Regions from separate parts of the Mus musculus genome. Here region 2 is linked to region 1. The links are chromatin contacts, found by POLR2A ChIA-PET in ENCODE. All regions are on one chromosome and are shown on one strand. The core of a region is the stretch at or near the end of the contact, and the rest is flanking DNA. Distances in the headings are between cores, read along the strand shown.

Region 1 (5,247 bases), core at 1,142-3,641:
AGTTTCAACAGAACTTTTTAAAGACTAAATATTAACCTGTTGTGCAAATACCACATGGATTTCAGGTTGTTTCTAGTTGGAGGCTATATGCAGTGTTTGTGAACAACTTGTTTGAATGTTTTCTCTTCTGAGTATAATATGCTTGCTGGTAGAATAGGTAATATGGTGGATCTATGTTACGCCTCTTTCAGAAAAGCTAAACTGAATTCTAACGTGGCTGTCACATTTTGCATCGACAGCAGCAAGATTTCATTGCTCCACATCCTTCCTATAAGAGATGATTTTTGCTTTTCAAACTTGCCATTTGAATAGTTATCATAAAGTTAGTGTTAGTGTACATTTCCCTAATGATTGGTGATAGTGACCATGTACTTCATGTACTTATATTGGTCTTTCATGTACCTTTTCCAAAAGCTCTGATGCAAGTCCTTTGTAAAGCAGGATAGAAAGGAGAAATTACAAGGACCTGAGAAGCAAAAGGAGCCGCTCTCTCAACAGCTGAGAATCACAGATTCCAAAACACTTAGCAACTGCTTGAGGCCTTTCTCCTTTCTCATCTCAGAACCTATAATTTTCTAGAACTCTCATCAGAAACTCCATTTAGTAAAGGGCATGTCCTAACCCCTTTGTACAACCCTAGTGGCTTCCGGTTTTATTAGAGTGTAATCCCATCCAAGGTACTTCTGAAACATCCTATAATCTCATTTATGAAAAATAAAGAAGGAATAAAGCTTTCTTTTCCATTTGAGATGTAATTTCAGAGCCACTAAGAGTTGTTATTCTGAATTTCTAGGCTTAAAATCTATGCTAACACTGTCTTTAATAAAGTTTGCTGTTTTGAGAGGGCTACACTTTCAGGTGCTTTTTTTGTTTTGTTTTTTTGTTTTTTGTTTAAGACAGCCTTGGCTGTCCTGGAACTCATTCTGTAGACCAGGCTGGCCTCAAACTCAGAGACTCAACTGCCCTTGCCTCCCAAGTGCGGGGATTAAAGATGGTAAGCCCCACCATCTGCCCCACCTCCCAAACATTTATTTATGGAGGTGAGGATCTCACGGTACACTTGTGGAAGTCAGGGGGCAACCCATGGAGTTTGTTCTCTCCTTCCACAGTGTGGGTCCTGGGGATAGAATGCAGATGGCCAGGCTTGATGGCAGACACCTTTTACATGCTGGGCCGTTTGTCAGACCCCTTTTTTATTTTTTACTAAACTACAACGCCGCTTTCTACGATACTGGCTGCTCCTAAACTCTTTGATGCATCCAAGGCAAGGATCCGGTTTTTACCTTTCTCATTGTCCGTGCTGACAAGGACAGTGTGGCTCCATGCCTCAGCTGCTGCTGCCACCACTGAAACTTTAAACAATTTTTATTATTTATTTATTTATTTATTGGTGAGGATGAGGGGAGAGGCAGAGAGAGAGATTGCAATGCAGTGTCATAATGCCCTTGGAGCCAGACTTGGCTGTCAGAGCCCCTGAAGTTACAGGTATTGAGAGCGGCCAGAGGTGGGTGGGTGCTGGGTACCAAATTTGAATTCTCTGGAAAAGCAAGCCTTAATCACTGAGCCATCTCTCCACCATCGCTCCCCCCCCCCCCCCAAAATCCGGCTGTCTCTTTCTGTTGAGTTCTAAGTTTCCTCTTTTAAAATGTTACATTTGGGGCTGGTGAGACGTCTTAGAGGGTAAAGGCTCTTGCTACCCATCCTGATTAGCTGAGCTGGATCACTGGAACCCACGTGGTGGAAGAGAAGCAACTTCTGCCAAGTTGTCCTCTGACCTCAGGTGTGGCACACAAGCTCCCTCCACACACACAGGAAATACATGTAACTAAAATATAGGAAATGTAACCTTTGGCATATATAGAGAAACATGATCTGAAAACCGCAGGCTAGGCTAGGGGCTATACTCTAGTTACAGCACAGCTTGCCGGTCCCTGCAGAATCCAAGCCGGGTATGGTGGCGCACACCTGTAGTCCTAGCATCCCGGAGGCAGAGACAGCGGATATCTGTGATTTCCAGGACAGAACGATCGACAAAACGAGCAGGCCAGTCAGGGCTACATAGTGAGACTCCAATCTCAAAAAGAAATTCCAAGTAAAGAGTGTTGTGCAAGACGGGAATGGGGGAGAAGAATCTCTTTAGCCTCGGTTTCTCTGGCTTTAAGACTGGAATCAAGTCCCAGTCTCACCCCAGTGCTCGACACTGAGGGCAGAGGAAGTAGAACAACCGAGCATCCGCTCGCTAGGAGAGCGCCCTCCGCAGTGGTTCCCTCCGGGCAGGTGACCGGCCTACCGGCCGTTCTTCCTCTTCCGGGTCAGAGTGCACCCAACTGCGCACAGCTCTCCGCGCACACTCCCCCGCCTACCCCGGAGCGTGGGAGCACCGTGCCCTCCGAGGCCTGACTTCCGTTTCCGGGCTGGCACCTCGGCTTCCGGCGGCGTGCTCGCGGTGCGGAGACCGGAAGGGTCTGTGCTTGCTGCCGGTAACTGGCCGCGGCTGGGAGTGGCCGGGTGGGTGGGACGCAGGGGAAGACGGCGGTGGCTTCGTATAGGTCGGTGCTGGGGCTGAGCGTCTGGACTCTCGCTGGGCTTCGCAGAGGGTGGGAGTGAGAGAGCCACTGCCCTTCGGTCCGAACAGCCCTTCTGCTCTCCACACTGTCCGTAGGAGTTGTGTTCACAGTGGCGAACGGTGACACGGTGGAACCGCGTTCACCTCTGTGGCCTGTTCTTGGTTGGCACAGCATTAGGGACAAGGAAGATGTTAGCTTAAGCCACGGCGCTTTTGAAAAGCTGGTGGGAGGTGTGGGCCCTCCATCACGGTAACACCACTCCAGCCCCTTCAACCTCCACAAACACTCCCACAGGACGTCTGTATTACTAGCTTCAGACATTTCCAAGGTGTCCCCAGCATGCGCGTCATTGGATCTCGGCGTCACCACATAGTAGGCTTTCAGATATTTGTAATTGTTTAGATAGTGGAAGTTGAGTTAATCTTTAATAAATTCACTGCCCACTTGTCTACATGGCGGAAAGTAGATACCTCACCCATACATTAAAAGTTTTGATCATTAGTCCAGAATTGTGTTGTTCTCGTTAAAATCTTCTGTCTTTGGGAAAGAGAGATATATTTAGTTTCCAGTTCGAAACTAGGCAGGAGTAACTTGCTTCCTGGACCCGCGAGTGTGGGAAGCAAGAATTTTTAACTCTGAACCACTACAGCCTCACATCCTGAAGTGCTAAGCTGAAAGAGCAACAGAGGAGCTTCTCTATTCATGTTAGCAAATGTAAGATGGTGCTTACCAACACAGATGAGCCTAAGCCAAGCACTGCATGCAGTGGAAACACTCTTGTCTTTTCTCCTGATGAGCCTGCATATTGCTTGTTTAGTCACGTTTCACTGCCTGTAATCCGTGCCCTTATTTATACTACAGTTTTAACTCGATAGGTACATTGAAATACAAAAAGAGATGGCATTGTTTCCCTTTTTCTTCCCTGTATTGCCTCTAGAGACTGTTGGTCCTTTTAGAAACATCTCCATCATGTCTTGTGACACTCAAGAAGCTACCAGAGAGTGCCTGGGTATGAACCTTGATGGCAACAAAGAGCCTGTGTCGCTGGTAGAAAGCGGCGTCAGAAGTGAGTCGGAGCATCTCCAAGTCACTATTGGAGCCACTGTACCCACTGGCTTTGAACAAACGGCTGCGGGGGAAGTGAGAGAGAAACTGAAGTCGGCCTGCAGAATCAGCAAAGACCGCGGAAAGATCTATTTTGATATTGCAGTGGAAAGTCTGGCTCAGGTTTGAACAAAACAGTATTTAAATTAGTCTTGGTTATTTTATGATTATTTTTCTGGTTTATAGACACCCCTCCCCCCCTTGGGAATCCTTTACTCTGTTCTGCTTAAAGTAGCTGCATTTTCTGTTGTGTACTAATTTATGAAATTGACTAGTTTACTATGTTGCTGTTTATAATGTCTTTGTAATGTATATTCAGTTTAGTACATTTTAGCGTTAGTTTAATATGGTTTAGAAGTGATCGTAGCATTTCCTGATGATTTATTCACCGAAATGAAATACCTACCAATGTCTATGACACGTAAATTTACTTTAGCAAAAGTTTGGGTACACACAAAAGCTGAGGTTTCCTTTTCATCCTTGTCAAAGACATTGTTTTTAAAAGATTTTTATTATTTTATGTGCATTGGCATTTGCCTGCATATATGTCTGTGTGAGGGAATCAGAGCCCCTGGAACTAGAGTCTAAACTGAACCTGGGTCTTTCTGAAAGAATAGTCAGTGCCCCTAACCACTGAGCCATTTCTACAGCCCCTTCAAAGACATTCTTGATCAAAAGTACATGATTACAGGTGAGAAGCAGAGGTTAGCAAACTGCCATTGCGTTGAAACAAAAGCTACCAGATTTCTTTACTATACAAGTAGCATAGGGTATGGCTTGTTAACTGTTGTCTTGCTAGTGTATCCCAAGCTGGAAGCATATAACATGCAATAGACACTCACAAAATACTTGTGGTTTTTGTAAGTAAGCAAGCATTTTCTTGATGCCTTCAGTAGTTTTTTGAAGATTGGGCACTATTGTCATCAGTCATTAGGTTTAAGAAGAAAAGTAGTTTGTCTGCAGTAATTCAGCTATCACCGAACTAGAGCTTAAACTGTATGTGGTTTCTTTTTTGGAGGGGAGAGATAGGAGGTTGAGACAAGAGTCTGATGTAGCCAAGTTAGCCTAAATTTCACTATATAGCTGAGCGTGCTGCCCCTCCCAAGAGCTGGGAGTGTAGGCATTTGCTGGTAGATCCATGCTCTTTGCCCCTGCCATATGCAGCCAAAAGACATGAGAGAAGAACAAGGATAAAGCCTCACTGTGTTACCCTCCTTCCCTTTCCCAGACCAGAGTTACTGCCTATATGACATTTCGGACTATATACTTTGGTCTCAGTGACCCTTTCTATGGGGAAGAGTGGAAATTGATGGGTAACCAAAGAGATGGAACACTCGGGATGGGAAAATTTTGTCTTTATATTTCTCCCCTCTTTAAACCAATGTTGTTGCCTGTATGACATTATCACAGTGGCCCTTCTCCTGGGAAAAGCAGGAACTGATGGGTAACCAAAGAAATGGACTACATGGGATGGGAAAAATGTTAACTATAAAATACAGGCAGGAGGTGCTACTTTAAACCTATTTTACTTAGTTAGACATGGTAGCTTTCTCCTGGAATGTCAGTACTGGGGACA
Region 2 (5,247 bases), core at 1,922-4,421, 350 kb before region 1:
CAATGTTGAAATACTCAAAGCAAATCCCACAGCGCAGCAAGTCATCTATTGTCTGCAATGCAAAAGCACATGTGTATCAGCAGGACATCAACAGCACACTCAATGCCTGGCAAACAATTTTCCCTCTAGTCCCCAAAATGAATTACATAACACTTATTTGTGAGTGATACATATTCAAAATCTGACTATAGACAAATAACAAAGGATCATGACTGAGAAAAGCTTCCCCCTGAATATTAAGTTTCAGGTTATCCTACTTGCTTTGTGGACAGGTGGAGCTGCAGGCTCCTGGGCCACACTGTTAGCCCTTCACAAAGGGCTCCTGCATCCCTGCTCTTCTCCTTCATCCCTGCTCTTCTTTCAGACCCATCCTCTGGCACAGAGTCACCACTCGGTGGAAGATTTCAACCACCTTTCTCTCTGATGACTCTAGCCTGTGTCAAGTTGAGACAAAACCAGCCAGGACAAAAGACTAATAAAGCCAAAGACTTAAAGAGTCTCTAGTGGGGTCGGTCGATGCACCTGTGATACCAGCATTCGGACGCTGAGGTAGGATTGAGTGCAAATCGAGATGTGGCTATATAATGAGACCTTATCTCAAACAAAAATAAATAAAATAGATAAATACTAAACTATCCGATTAAAATCTCTATTTCGCAATGAGGAGACTAACATCCCAGGTAAGCACACAATACTGGGCCTGTTTCAAGCCAAGGCTGACATACCCACCCTCCTCATGGTAGTCTGGTACTTTCTATAGGCACAGTGCAGCCAATGAGAAAGCCTTCGAAAGCCAGTGTCCACTTGGACAACAAGCTCAGCAGAACCAGATTGGTTCTTGCAACTTAAAATCCTTTAATTTGTTTAAGAAAGGGACTGATAGCAATGACAGTGGGGTGCTTTATTCTCAAGAAATGGAAGTGTGGGGAGCTAGGGAGGTGGCAGTGTCCTTGTCTGGCATGGAAGTGACCCTGGCTAGCATCCTGACACACACAGAGAGATGATTTAACATGTAGAGTAGGCCAAAGATAGTGACACAGGCTTCTCTGCACTTAGGAGGCAGAGGCAGAAGGATCTCTGTGAGTTCAAGACCAACCTGATCTACATAGTTTCAGGGCAGCCAGAGCTACAGAGTGAGACGCTGCTCTTTAAAAAAAAAAAAAAAAAAAAAAAAAAAAAAAAAAAAAAACCACCCCACCGACACCAACAAAGTAGACTATATTCCATATATAAAGAAACTTCTGAAAGGATGCGACAAAGTGATCATCAGAGTTACTAAGATGAGGGGACTGGGCAATGAGGGACATGGCGGAAAGGAGATCGTTTTTATTTTATGTATTTCTTGAACTGTATGAATCTGTTACTTAAAACACTGTGGAGGCTGAAGAGATGGCTCAGCAGTTAAGGGGACCTGTGCTGGATTCCCCGTGCCCACACACGGCTCCCAGCCATCCAGGACTCCAGCTCCAGGCGAGAGGACGTCGTCTCTGACCTCCATGGGCACCAGGCATGTATGCAGTGCATATACATACAAGTAGGTAAAGCACTCAATGCGAAAAATAAAATAAATAATTCTTTAGAATAATTAATGTAAATATAAGCAAATACAACCAAGGGAGTACCTACTTTTAATCTTAACACTTCAGTGGCAGGAGCAGGAGTATCCAAGCTTCAAGCCTACCTGCACTACTACATAAGGAGCCCGTCATAAAGCCAAACACAAACCAAAAAGTTGTCATTTACAGTCCATATGAAACATTACATAGCTATAAAAACCTGCTTGTGCTGGGCAGTGGTGGCACATGCCTTTAATCCCAGCACTTGGAAGGCAGAGGCATTGAGGTCTGTGAGTTCTAGGCTAGCCTGGTCTACAGAGCTAGTTCTGGGATAGGCAGGGATTCAACAAAGGAGGCCTGTCTCAAAAAACAACACACACACACAAAATAAAACAAACAATAATCAGTTGTGGAAGGGAAATGTTCAGGTTGTAATAGATGCATTGTTTGTAAGAACAGAAGGAAAAAGCCTGCACTCAGAGGACAGAGCTAGTTACGGGACAGCCAAGGATATCCAAAAAAACCCCTGTCTCAAAAAACAACAATTATAAAAGCAAAGAATAACCAACTGTCATAGGGAAACCGTCTAGGTTATAACAGATACAACGTAAGCCTGCTGCACTCAGCAGACAGAGGCAGGAGGGCTACCCAATCTTGGTAGAAAACAAACATCAAAACAAAAAACATCCACCGGATGGGCAGAGGTGGCACACATCTTTAATCCCAGCACTTGGGAGGCAGAGGCAGACAAGCAGATCTCGCTGAGTTCAAGGCCAGCCTGGTCCTACAAGAGCAAGGCTACACAAAGAAACCCTGTCTCAAAAACAATCAAACAAACAAACAACACATCCTACTAAATGTTATTTAAGGGAGATAATTCAGTATGCAATAATTCCTTAAAAGGAAAGGCTAAGCGCTGGGTCTAGGTCCTGGTCTCTCTTTTAAAAAGATGTGAGCCAGGGGCTACAGGGTATGACCTCGTCTCCTAAATTAATAAAATAAATAAAAGTTAAATAAAGAGAGATGCGTCATTATTGAGTCATGGAGGGCACATTAGGCAGGGAAGCCGGATGCAGTGTGTTAAGAACGTGGAGGACTTCTGGACCACAGCCAGAAATGGAAAACCATGATAAGCGGACCCTCTGCTATACTGCTTGATTATAAAATGTCATCCGATGCAACGTCCACACAAATCACGAGTGGTGTCACTGTTAACACAGGAGTCCTCGTAGGATGTGATGTCACCATCGTTGACACTACTTTACGGGGAGACGCGGTGATAGTGACAGAAACCCAAAACATCCGGTTCGTTAGGGCGGCGACCTAAGGCTGACTGCGCAGGGCCGCGGCGCGTTCCCGGACCGTCTCGGGGGTTGGAAACTGAGGACCGGCGTCGCGAGGCCAGGTTAGGGCCGAGGCGGCGGCGCGCGGACCGGGGTGCCTGTTCGCACCGACGACGTCCGCGCCCCGGCCTTCCCCCGACACTCACCTTCATCACCGCCAACCCCGGAGGCCATCGCGGCTCGGCCAGGACCTCCATGGCCGCACCTGATGAGACCGCCAGCTACCGGCCCGCCACGCAGCTCCTCTACTCGAAATTCCCCGCGCTACACCGTACGTCAGCTACGTGCGGCGCGCTCGCGGCGAGCGCACGGCATGCTGGGAGCTGTAGTTCTTGTGCGTTGGACGTTAGCGGCTTCGGAAGACCGAAGGGGAAAAAGTGAGACATTCCAGGGCGTAGCCTGGAGCGATGCAGGCGTTTGGACCTCTTGGATCCCGAGAGACAAGAAGATAAGTGAAAGATTAAAAGCAGCTTTAATCTGTCTTATAAAATGAATAAACAAAAGATTCCGGAAGGTGATTGAATATTAGGAAAAAGAAACCAAATGAAGCCTAAGCCTTGGTAGAGAGTTCAAGATCTAGGCTCAGGTCTTCCCTCTTCAGGTAGTAATCTCTGGTTGCTTTAGAGATCTGTCTTGCTCCTTGAAAATATCTAAAGTTACACTTCTGTCTCAACTCCTCTTTCTGTAAGCATCCACGAGAGCCACATAGAGCCTCTGTTCTTCAAAGGTAACCACGGCTAATATTGGCACTTAGTTCTCAGATAGTCCCCATGTATAAAAGGACCAGTGTTAGCAAAGAGTGTTATTAAATCAGTTTAACAGGAACCCACATTCTTTTTTATCAAATTACTCCATCTACTTGAGAGGCTCCTCACCCTCTTCCATCTCCCAGGTGACGCCTTATCTCCCGGACCTGTCTCCAGAAAGGTTCCTTTTAGGCTCATTTAACCAGAGCTCCATTATCTGGATGTGGAACGCTGACCAACACACAGCCAGCCTGGCTACTCAGTTCAGCACTCATCTTCTGCCTTCTGTGGGCCTCCGCTGTACTAGGTCTCAGGGGCCACAAGTTGGTCCAGATGACTCGCAAGACAGAATCCCGAAGCTTGCGGTATCACTGATACCCCGGTGGCCCACACATTCACCGATTCAACATGTATGTTTTGAAGACTTACAATGGACCAGGCATGTGAGCTCTCCTGGAAAGTAGGGGGAGAGATGTGGCTGTTACAGACACTTTACAGGTGTGAAGACTAAAACCCAGCAGGTTAGGAATTCATTCTTTTGAGTTTTTATCATAAAATAATCCCTGTAATCTGAGCCAATTAATTTTTCCTAGCCTACAGTCACAGATGAACTGTGCAACACCAACACAAACAACATTTAGGTGATAGTTTACTTATTACAGTAATAGCTAACACATATTAGACCACCTGTATTCAAAGCACTCCTGTGGCTTTGGGTTGTTTTGTTTTGTTTTGTTTTTGCATCATGCACTTACTTGGTTTACTCATTATTCAAAGGAAAGAAAAATGGGTAATTGGTGCAGAGCATTCTGCAGCTAAGTAGAAGCAGGGCTTGAACTCAGGATGTTGGGCTTTTGAGCATATAAACTACCACAGAATCGTCTCATAAGAGTCTGTCTGGTCAAGACAGTTCTTTCCGCATGCAGATACGGAACCCAGTGTCAGAACAGCAAGAGGATTCAGACACTGAATCTAGCAAGTCGGCAGCCAGGAGGTAAATGGCAGATTAGATGCAAGGTGGATTTGTACCAACCCATCAGGGGAGAGTACTCACATGAACTCTAGGTTGAGTTGGGTGCTGCTGGATAGTTCTGGGAACATCGGAGGGGCAGGTGGCAGATTAGATGCAAGGTGGATTTGTACCAACCCATCAGGGGAGAGTACTCACATGAACTCTAGGTTGAGTTGGGTGCTGCTGGATAGTTCTGGGAACATCGGAGGGGCAGGTTGCCGTGCAAAGATACGGCAATAACAAAAAAGCAAGTTTGCCATAGTTATTCCTTTAGGGTTCTCTTTGGATACTGGGCAATTAGGTTAACAAATGACTGGGGAGTGAAAGAGAAATGTGTGAGAAAAGAGGGAAGAATAGGGGAGGGACAGAGAGAGGGGGAGGAAAGGAAGAGAGGGGGGAAGGAGGGAGGGAAATGAGGAAAGAGAGAAAAGAGGTGGGGCTGGGGAGGCACTCTCTTCTCTGCAGAGCCTCCAGGTCACACCCCAATGCCATTCATCTCTGAACTCTTGCCACCAACCACTCAGTGAGATGGAATTAATGAGCAAATTACCAGTGAGCTCACATTCCCAGGTCATCTTTTCCTCCTGAGC

What was found. ChIA-PET counts read pairs that join two places held with the same protein, here RNA polymerase II (POLR2A).
Region 2: POLR2A ChIA-PET joins it to region 1 with 12 read pairs in Patski. The contact joins the promoter of Rad18 here to the promoter of Thumpd3 in region 1. POLR2A ChIA-PET finds 5 or more read pairs at or near these places in 3 of 5 experiments (Patski and embryonic stem cell).

What each region holds. Positions count from the first base shown.
Region 1 is chr6:113,043,911-113,049,157 of GRCm38, forward strand. Thumpd3 (THUMP domain containing 3) reads left to right here and starts at 2,392. Exons shown (of 10, transcript NM_008188.3): 1 at 2,392-2,480; 2 at 3,505-3,794. The coding sequence starts at 3,537. It overlaps Gm43868 (predicted gene, 43868), which reads right to left and starts at 2,261. Exons shown (of 1, transcript NR_164179.1): 1 at 125-2,261.
Region 2 is chr6:112,693,499-112,698,745 of GRCm38, forward strand. Rad18 (RAD18 E3 ubiquitin protein ligase) reads right to left here and starts at 3,172. Exons shown (of 12, transcript NM_021385.2): 1 at 3,046-3,172; 2 at 1-52. The coding sequence starts at 3,096. Gm35824 (a long non-coding RNA gene) reads left to right here and starts at 3,170. Exons shown (of 2, transcript XR_377964.4): 1 at 3,170-4,757; 2 at 4,872-4,989.